Regions from separate parts of the Homo sapiens genome. Here region 2 is linked to region 1. A link is a loop called in an ENCODE intact Hi-C map of the cell type or tissue named here. Cell type or tissue: Caco-2. All regions are shown on one strand. Links, peaks and the distances in the headings refer to the core of each region. The heading gives the core; the rest is flanking DNA.

Region 1 (5,386 bases), core at 271-5,270:
TTTACTCTTAAGACACGTATTCGTCCACACCAAGGCTTTCTGTTTCCCTGCCTTCTCTCCCTACTCCTGAGTCCTCTCAGTTTGTTTCACTTCTTGGCTAAGATGAAAAGAAAGCAGCATGGGTATGTCCCGTAGCAGCACTGGATATGAAGTCTCCATGAAGCCAATATCTTTCTGATGCTAAGGAATGTTTATCTGTGCAAAGGTGATAAGGTAGAATCAATTAAATGCAGAATGGATTCAGACATCTGGGCAGATAATTGCAGCCAGCCACAAATTCAGTCATTCTGCTGTCTTCTATTTCCTTTCCATTTTAGGATTCTCACTTTTCTGACCTATGATTGTCAAAACAGAGTGAGAGGAGAGTAAACTGAGGCCACTGATCAGACCTAAATCAAGGACTGAGAAGGTATTTGCAGTTCATTGGCATATGTTTGCATTTCTGTTTTTGCAGTGTTCCATGATAACATCCCTTAAGTACAGGGTGTGTCCACAAAACCTTAAAACTGATGGAAAGTAAACATTTAAACCAACTAGTTGATTGCCCATTGTGATACCATTAATGATTTTTCCCCTCCTTGAATTAACAGAATTTTGGGCTAATTGAAATGTCAAGACAACTTTTAATCCCAGAAAACCTAAATGGGAAATCATTTCCCAGTAAGATCATAGAGCCACCAAAAGGACCACATTCGAGGTCAATATACAACCAATAGCACTCTTCCACATAAAGAATAATCAGAAAAATATAATAAAAAGAGATCCCATTCACAATAGAAACAAAAACCATAACGTACCAAGAAATACCTTTGATGTGAAATTTTTTTGACCCAAGAGAAGAAAACCAACCAATCAAACAAAATGGCGGTGACAAGAAAGCTTGACTAAATGGAAACAAGAACCATGCTCTTTTTTAAAGGAATGAATTCTACTCAATCTAACTTATAGGTTTGACCACTTCTCAATAAAAAACAGAATGTTTCTGAAAGTTAAAATTATTTACCTGAACTAGAGAATGAATAAACATAAAACAAGAGATAGCATCAAAGAAAAGGATTGTGATGATCATGGTGGGTACTAGCACCACCATTTGTGAAAAAATATTCTCAATCGGTGATAAAGACTATGATGTTGATGCATGTCAGCGGAACTGATGCAAATCAATGGAATAGAATATAGCAGCTAGTACATAAATGAACATTATTATGCATAAGAACCAAAAATACTATAAGGAAGTTCATATGATCAATGGGAAAAGAAAGATTAGATACTCTTAAAAGTAACTATTCATCTTCTAATTGCACACAGAAATTAATTCTAAATGAATTAATGAGAATTTCAAAAAGGCAAAAATTATCAAACTAGATTATGGAAAGGAATCTTTGTCAGACCTCTGATGGAAGGGAGCAATGTCAAAGCATGTAAGAGTAGATACAAATGCATAAAAACTTCACACTCTAAAATGCAATAACATAAAGGAAAGCAAAATCAGGTGACAGAGGGCAAATATCTCCACTGTAAAGGGTGGAGAAGATTTAACATTTGCTGATTTTTTTTTAAAAAAAGCAAAGCCTCTAAGATGTCAATATGGGCAAACATACTCAGGGAAGAAGTAAACTGGTCAACACACAAACGAAAAAATATTCATTTTCATTAGTTGCAAAAGAAGTGTAAAGGCAAAACATAAATAGATTCAAATTTTGCTTATTAAATTGTATTTCAAATGGTAGTATATTCCGATGGTTTAAAAATCAGAAAGTATAAAAAGTGTATAGTGGAAAGTCTCCTTCTTGTGTTTATTCCCCTAGTGCCAGTTTCCCAACCCTGTGCTTAGATTTTAAAATATTATGGGTCTATGCAGATACACATATAGATTTTCCTCCTTTTACTCTGAAGGTAGCATACCAAAAACATCATTCTGAAATTTGCTTTTTTGACATAATAATATATCTAGGAACCCTTTCCATATCAGTACTTAGCTTGCTCATTTTTTGTAGTTATATAAAACATTTTTCATTAACATTAGTATGTTGAAGTATATCTGAATTTAAATTGGTTTCATTTAGAGTTTTTTAATCATTTCAGAGGTACACACACATAAGATATTTACAAGTTATTCATTCAACATTTTTTGAAGTCCTACTGTATGGTAGAAAACAGATATCTATCTAGAAACTAACAGACAGCCTGGTAAATAATAAAACTCCATTGTGTAGCTATCCTACAGTTTATTTAACCAGGTCACTGTTAATGTTCATACTTTTCCTATAGGTGAATTGTTTTCTTTATAGTTTTCTAGTTTCATAATTACATTTAATAAATTTTTATTTTAGGCTGGGCACGGTGGCTCACGCCTGTAATCCCAGCACTTCGGGAGGCTGAGGCGAGTGGATCACAAGGTCAGGAGTTCGAGACCAGCCTGGTCAATATGGTGAAACCCCATCTCTACTAAAACTACAAAAATTAGCTAGGCGTGGTGACGGGCACCTGTAGTCCCAGCTACTCGGGAGTCTGAGGCAGGAGAATCGTTTAAACCTGGGAGGCAGACGTTGCAGTGAGCTGAGATCGTCCCACTGCACTCCAGCCTGGGCGACAGAGTGAGATTCCATCTCAAAAAAGAAAATAAAAAAATACACATTTTTATTTTAATAAAAGGAATTTGCATCTCATTAATGCATTTAATAAAGTTGTTAGAAATATTGATTCAATTATTAAAACTACATCAAAATCTATAGATGTTAATTATCATTCAGAAATATTGAATTCCCAGTTTCAGGGATTAAGCATAAACATAGTCATAGATACCTAACAGGATAAGACCAATTCCTGCAAAAATGTGCTACCATGAAGGCAACTCAAGATTTAGTAACACGATATTATGACAATATTCTGTGAAACAATCTGTCAGCATTTTCAGAAATATGACATACAATGCCTGGAACACCAGCCAGCCAGGCTTCTTGGTAGACATGTCAGTGAGGACAAAGCTGCACCGGGGTGACATATGTTTTTAAATGGCTCAGAGGCCAAGCACATTGCAAGGTGTCAGGCATCCCTCTGACATTTCAGTTGAATATAAATTTGGAGCTGAATCTTTATCAAAGGTAAATATGTACACACAGTAATGCTTTCATAAGAGAAAATCTCAGGTAAGCACCCTATGTAATGAAGACAGTAACTTATTAACACATAGCTCAGCTATCGATTGCTGTGTTGTAAGCCATCTCAAAGCACAGTAGCTATGTGATTTATTACTTGTCATGGTTCTGCGGTTGATGGAGCTCCACTGGGAGGAGCTTCTGCTCCACGTTGGGTGGCTGAGATCACTCATGCGACTGCATTCAGCCGGCAATTTGGCTGGAGCTGGGATGTCCAAATGGCCTCTCATCCTCCAGGATCTCCTTGCACTTGGCTTTTCACCCTTCAGCGGTTCCTATGGTTTGGATGTCCCACCCAAGTCTCATGGTAAACTCTAATCCCCAATGCTAGAGATGAGGTCTGGTGAGAAGTGTTTAGATCATGGGGGCAGATTCCTTGTGAATGTCTTGGGCCATCCCATCCCCTTGGTGATAAGCAAACTCTCACTCTAAGTTCTTGTGAGATCTGGTCATTTAAAAGTGTATGGCACACCACCCCCTGACCATGCTCCTGCTTTTGGCTTTTGCCATATGATGAGCAAGCTCCCATTTCACCTTCCACCATGAGTAAAGGCTCCCCAAGGCCTCCCCAGAAGCTGAGCAATGTTGGCACCATGCTTGTACAGCCTGCAGAACCATAAGTTGATTAAACCTCTTTTCTTTATGAATTACCAAATTTCAAGTATTTCTTTACTGCAATACAAGAACAGCCTAATACAGTGGTCTAGCTCCAAGGAACATTTGAAGAGGACAAGCCCCCATGTGAAAGTGTGTATTAAGCCTCTGCTTGCACCACACTAGCTAATGTCCCATTGGCCAAAGCAAGCCACATGGCCAAGGCCAGAGTCAAGAGCTTGAACACATAATACATAAGGGCATGACAACCAGTAAGTGTATTTCCCTGAGGCCATCAAAGTATAAAACTGCCACATCATGGTTTTTCTCTGTTTTACTTGAAAGGATGATAAAATTACTAGGAGGGAGCAAGTGAAACACTGAAATAGTGCCAGAGGAGACTACACAAGAAATTCCTCTAACTTTAAAAATCAGCCTCCTGCTGGATGCAGTGGTGGGCACCTGTCATCCCAGCTACTCAGGAGGCTGAGGTGGGAGGATCACATGAGCCCAGGAGTTCAAGACTAGCTTGGGCAACATAGCAAAACCCCATCTCTAAAAAAAAAAAAAAACCATCCTCTCCAAATCTTTTTCTTTTTCTTTTTTTTCTTTGAGACAGAGTCTTCCTCTGTTGCCCAGGCTGGAGTGCAATGGCGTGATCTCGGCTCACTGCAAGCTCCGCCTCCTGGGTTTCACGCCATTCTCCATGTTAGCCAGCATGGTCTCGATCTCCTGACCTCGTGGTCCGCCCACCTCGGCCTCCCAAAGTGCTGGGATTACAGGCATGAGCCACTGTGCCTGGCCCCATCCTTTCCAAATCTTAAGAGTGCAGCTGAACAATGTTGATTACAAAGGGGTGAAATGTGTAAACTTGTTGGTAAAGCTCATTTACTGACAAGCTTTACCAATAAGCTTTACCAAAGGGCAGCACACTTTTAGAAAATGTCAGTTTGTTCAGCTAATGGAAAACAAGCTTTACCATATGGATGGGTCCTTTTGACTCTCCTTGCCCAGGGTTCTTAGGGGAATCTCTGCTGTGGGCCCAGATGTCTCTGCAGGCCATCAGATTGAAGCAGGGGGATGAGTGTGACCACATGGATGGTATGATGCCAGCCTTCACCACTACCAAAGGGCCTGAGTCTCAGTGACACTAGGTAGATCAAAATGAGGAACGATTCCATCAAAAAATAAAGAATTCAAATTCAAAAGACAACTCTGTGCAGAGGATGAATAATTAATTAGGTAAGGGATGGTAGCAAGAAAATTGGGATTTTGTGGATAAATTGAACTGTTTACATGGAAAAACAAAACAGACCAACCATATCGACAGACTCACTGAATCTCGACCAGCTGGAAGCAGGCATATTGGTTGCTAATATGGAAAACTATTCTGACAGTTAAAAAAATTAATGACAGTTAAAAGGATGAATGCTGAAAGAACTGCTTAAACCCTCAAATAATGAACAATATCAAGAAGAAAAGGCAAAAAGAGGATAGTAGTGAAAACAAAATACAGAAGACTTACTTCAAAAGGAGGAGCAGAGCAAGATGGCTGAATAGAAGACTCCACCAATTGTCTTGACTGCAAGGGCAGCAATTGAACAACTGTCTACTCACAAAAAGCACCTTCATAA
Region 2 (5,386 bases), core at 304-5,303, 120 kb before region 1:
AAACAAGGGTGGTGGGAAACACATGGGCCGTGGATTTGCATAAACCAACAGTCAAATCCTAGCTCTACCAGTGACTTCACTGAGCCTCATTTTCTTCAGGGGGAAAGAATAAATAGCCCTTGGGGTGATTGTAAAGCCTAATTAGGTATGTTATAATTGTATTAAGAGGATGACGAGTTCACCGTTTGCCAGGGAGTTTTCCGGTTTTAGTGCCAAACATTCCACATCCGGGGAATCTTCCTCAGTCCCAGGCACACTGGGTGGTGAGTCCCCCAGTTATATATGAAGATACCTATTACTGTTCCCTAATTGTATGTACACACACACACACACACACACACACACATACACACACACACACACACACACACATATCTATAAATAAAGGGCTTCTGGAAGCTGGCTGCCTATTACTGTGTACCTGATACTCAGTGGGTATTTGTGAACTCCCAGGAGGATAGTGTGTTAGTGTGTTTGCGTGTATCTCTGTATTCCTTCTTAGGGATGGCATACAAATAAATGTTTCATGAATAAAGGGATGAATGAGTAGGTAAAGTAATATAAGCAGTAATGCATATGTTTTAAAGTGATTTAGCTGGTTTTCCTTCCAGGGGCCTCTTCCCTGAGAAAAGAGCCACTTAATAAATGATGTCTTGAATGAAAGAATACATCATGAAAATAATTTTGTCCATGATGTGGCTAAACTAAAACTCCAGGAAGGGCTTAGGCTGGGCCTATCTACTTTTTTTGATAAAATGAAGTTTAATATGACCCTAGTGACAACCTCCCCTCATCCCCTTAAAGCTCAAATTTAGGGAACTCTTGTGGTTGGACTCTCACATACTCCCTAGGACTCTGCTGGGTGCTGGGGAATTTACTAAACTTTGGTGAGGAGAAGAGGAGAGGAGAGGGAAGCCACGGTACTAAGGTACTTAGGGAGACAGAAACAGTTCCCCTAGAAATTAGACATCACATTGTCTTTTTCCCCCCTTTCTTTTGAATGAGATGGGGCAAGAATATTTGGACCAGGATAAAGTTTTAAGATGCATTTACACTAATGTAATCAGGTTACATAGCAAAAAAATGTTAAAAATGTACCCTGGGAAATTGAAATCTATCCATTCTTCTAGGTGTGGCAGCTTATTCAGATTTTTATGTTGTGTGACCATAAAACGAACACAGCTTTTCTAACCGCGAGTGTCTTTGTTTACAGAGATAACAGTGTGAGTAATGCTTTGCTAGAAGCCAGGCAGTTAAATCACACTCTGAGCAAATAGAGGCTGGGCTTCAGAAACTTAGATAGCACACGAATGTGCAAACTTGGTCTTTTAAACTGAAGACATATCTGAAAGAAAACTGCTTTTGGCCCATGAACTACTTTCCCAGCCCTTTGTGCCTCCCAATCTCTGCCCCCCTTTACAAAAAATCTTTGTTTTTCCTCTACAAATATACATATATGATTTCAATTTGGAGGTGGGATGTTATTTTTTTCACTTGAAACACAAGGAAGCAATTTTTAAAAGTCATACTCGTTCAGCAGTGGGCTTGACTGTAGCCAGTTTGACTAGGAGTTCTTGGCTACAGAACCATACACTTGCAGTCTTTATCAGGGTAGTAAATTCAGATGGGTTTTTGGAAAGGGAGAGGGCTGGAGTTGAGGGAAGGGCACTAGAGCAGTGTGACCCACGGCCCAGGAGCAGTGTGAGTGGGAAGGGGCTCTAGAAGCTGACTGCCTTTGTGTTTGCCACAGCGTGCTGGGAATCAGATGAGAAGGCGGGCCCAGACCCCACCAGATACTCATCTCAGCCATTGTTGTCATTAAATGACTCTGAAATGACCTTTCTTACCTCAGTTTCCTGTGAGCTCATAGTTGTCTGCAGATGTGAATTATGTCATTGATCTTTGCTCCCTCTTTGCTTATAAGGAGTAGCTGTTCTGCTCCATGTTTCTGGAAGAGGAAAGTGATGCACAGGTCACTTAGTAAAGCGGTCCCCAGCCTTTTTGGCACCAGGGACTGGTTTTGTAGAAGACAATTTTTCCACAGATAGGGTGGAGGAAATGGGGAGTTGGTTTCGTGATGAAACTCTTCCACCTCAGATCATCAGGCATTAGATTCTTATTAAGGAGTGGTAACCTAGATCCTTTGCATGCACAGTTCATGATAGGGTTTGGCTCCTGTGAGAATGCTGCTGCTGATCTGACAGGAGGCAGAGCTCAGGCAGTAATGCTTCCCATCCACCACTCACCTCCTGCTGTGTGGCCGGTTCCTAATAGGTCACGGGCCAGGACCAATACCGGTCTGTGACCTGGGGGTTGGGGACCCCTGACTCGGTGATTCAGCAGTTGATTTGGGATCCTCTGTCTTTGTTCCTCCTCCCTCAGCGGGAATTCACAGTGTAACTCATTTGCTAAGGTTTTCTGCGTTAGAAACAGAACTCCTTTTGGACTACTAGGAGACATGGTCATTAGAATAATTATGATTCTTAGTATGACTCAACCCCTTTTTAATATTCAGCCTTATGGAGGGCCTCTGCCTGCGGCTCTTTGCTCAGGCACTAGGGCCACAGGGGTGTAATTTCTATCTCTGCCCTCAGGAAGCTCACAAACAAGTCAAGAGACAGGAAAACGGATCCTGTTTTTCTAATGGGATTTGAATGGATGTATTTATGGGAGGGGGGTGCTTTGTACACCTGCAAAACAGAACACCAGCCCTCCCTTCTCCTCTGGGGTTGCTGTGAGAATCAGTTAGAATAATGTGCATGAACCCCGTATGGAAAATACAAACTCATAATTAAATCTAAGAAATTTTTGTGGGGGGACACAAATGTTGGGGTTGTCTTTGTTCTCAGGTCCCCTCAACTGGTCTAATGAAGGAAACAGACACCTTTCCAGTAACAATAGCCAACATTTATTGGACACTTATGTACCAGACTGTGCTATTTATGACATACATTATCTAATTTCACAATCAGAAGAATGCTAGAGATAGGGTCAGGCGTTATCTCTGTTTACAGATGAGGAAAGCAAGGCTTGGAGAGAATGCCATACAGTTATTAGTGTGGCGGAGCCGGCCTTTGCACCTGGCTGTTGACCACGCCCTAGCATTAAACCATTACCTCACACTGCTTCTCCGAGATAGTTATCTTCTTGGGATCATTTAGGTGTGGCAGGATCTGGAGGGAGCAGTTGGACCCAAGTCTCCTAGCAGCAGCCTACACGTTTCTTGAGTCTGTTTTGAAACAACTTCCTTAGCCCTAGCTGCGCAGAAAGCATCCTCCCCTCAGAGTGATGATTTTTATCATGTGGTTTCCTTCCTCCTGCCTTTGGAGGTCAGGTCTTCTCACCCAGGGTCAGAAAGCCCATCAGTTGCTGATAAGCTGCAGCACTTGAGTCACAGGGTGCAGGCCTGTGTTTAGAATGGGTCATGCTCATGTCAGGCACGTGGGGAATCAGTGATCCCATGAGAGCTCGATCAGTGCAGTCTGGTTTGGAATTGCAGGTCACACCCTTCCACCACTTTGCTCATGTGTCTACTGATGCCTGTGATGTAGTTAGTTAAACCACTGACTTCTTTCTCCTGCATCAAACATGACTTTTTGAAAAAGTGTGTGGGGGCTTTCCAGCATGAACCAGGCATAAACCAGGTACCTTCATGAACATATTATTTATCCCTTCAGTCACCCTGTGTGCTAGGTGGTATCATAACTGCTTTGTGGATTGAGGAACCTGAGGACCAGAAAGATGACTTGAGGTGGCAGCCTCATTTAGCCAGCAAGTAAGAAAATGGGTGATGGTGAACTTCTGCAGCAAGAGGGGGCCGTTTTCAACATTTCTGTGAATTCAAGGCGTGTGCTTCGTCTAAATAGGTGGAGACACGTAGGAAGGCATAGTGTATACATCCATCAGCACATGGGTAGATTTTGAGGTTTTTTTTGTTTTGTTTTAAATCCAGAGCGTTGTGTATTTGATCATTCTTGGAGATTCAGCCACATTCACAGGTGTTAAGTGTCACACCTAACCTAGCAATACAATACACAGCTGAAAGAAACCAGTCAGGTTTTCCCAATATCAATTTCTTTTTATTTTCTTTTCTGCAACTCCAGAGGATTCAATAATGTCAATTTCTGATAAAGCTTTTGCTATTGATGAGTAAATTCTTCCATTAAAAAGATAACAGTCTGCTAATTTGCTTATCATTGATGTTGCAAGAGCGTAACATTGGAGGGATGAGTAATGCATCTGCATATCTCGAAGGACAAAACTGACGTCCACCCACTTGTGGATACGGTATTTGGTAAAAGTAACTAAGGTAAAATTGCCTAAGGGCATTTAACTTGAGCCATAGCTTAAATTCAGGTGATATTGAGCGTTGACATATCAGGATTCTTTTGTACACAGAGACGTGGATGTAGACCCACTGGTAGCAATTGCAAAGGCTCTGGATTTTTAGCTGCTGGATGAAATACCTGCAGCTGAACATCTGTTATGATGCAATTAAGCAGTGACTCAGTGGCGTGAAGGCTCAGTTTCGATGTATCGGGAACTCCTTTGAATCTGTCCACAAACTTCTCAACCAAAAGGAGAGGAGAAATGTGTACAGACATTTGAGAGGCTGGGTCTCAACATGCCTCTGCCTAGGCAGTCATGGGAACCTGGTCTTTTCTCCTGAGACAGGAATTAACCTGTAGTACGAGAAACATGGTTGGATGAGTGGTTAAAGCAGGGCCCAGACTTTGGTACAGTTTAGGTTATGGTAGCAGGGATAGGGAGAGAGGTGGATGATGGTAATGGTCTGTGTTTTTTTCCTTTTGTCACTCAGATCCAGCTTTTTTTTTTTTTTTTTGAGAGACAGTCTGGCTGTGTCTCCCAGGCTGGAGTGCAATGGTGCGATCTCGGCTCACTGCAACCTCTGCCTCCTGGGTTCAAGCGTTTCTCCTGCCTCAGCCTCCCCAGTAGCTGGGATTACGGGTGCCTGCCACCACTCCCGGCTAATGTTTGTATTTTAGTAGAGACAGGGTTTTACCATGTTGGCCAGGCTAGTCTTAAACTCCTAACCTCAGGTGATCCACCCACCTCGGCCTCCCAAAGTGTTGGGATTACAGGTGTGAGCCACCGCGCCCGGCCTTCAGCTCTTCTTTCTGCTATTGCTTTGGCCTAATTAATAACTTAAAGCTGGAACGTTGATGTCAGGTATGTGTAGGTCCAGGAAAACAGCTGTTGGCTCTGTTACTTCAATTTTTTTTTTACTCTATACTTTGAAGAAGTAGTACTTTCTAGAACTTGTACTCAAAACTCAACTGACAAATCCTGGAAGGCCGTTGCTTATACGCTCTAGTTGATGCGCCACAGCTGCCTGGCTGTGAGAATGGAGTAGCATGTACCTCTT

The links. Hi-C counts contacts between places; a loop is a spot of excess contacts. Peaks named below come from ENCODE experiments on the same cell type or tissue, not always from the same donor. Only the 100,000 strongest peaks of a DNase experiment are listed, where the experiment ranks them.
Region 2: a loop joins it to region 1, with 8 times the contacts of the local background. A loop is called at or near these places in 2 of 110 quality-filtered maps.

Annotation. Positions count from the first base shown.
Region 1 is chr2:54,688,689-54,694,074 of GRCh38, forward strand. No RefSeq gene overlaps it. Among named protein-coding and RNA genes, the nearest start is that of SPTBN1-AS2, 11 kb to the left of the region's middle. RefSeq lists a silencer at 3,024-3,318. In Caco-2, for the core only: no CTCF peak of the experiment used is centred there; a DNase peak (open chromatin) is centred at 3,283.
Region 2 is chr2:54,571,230-54,576,615 of GRCh38, forward strand. The region is part of intron 2 of SPTBN1 (spectrin beta, non-erythrocytic 1); the gene reads left to right. Among named protein-coding and RNA genes, the nearest start is that of SPTBN1-AS1, 15 kb to the left of the region's middle. RefSeq lists silencers at 3,269-3,428, 3,499-3,558. In Caco-2, for the core only: no CTCF peak of the experiment used is centred there; DNase peaks (open chromatin) are centred at 1,252, 1,730, 3,122 and 3,402.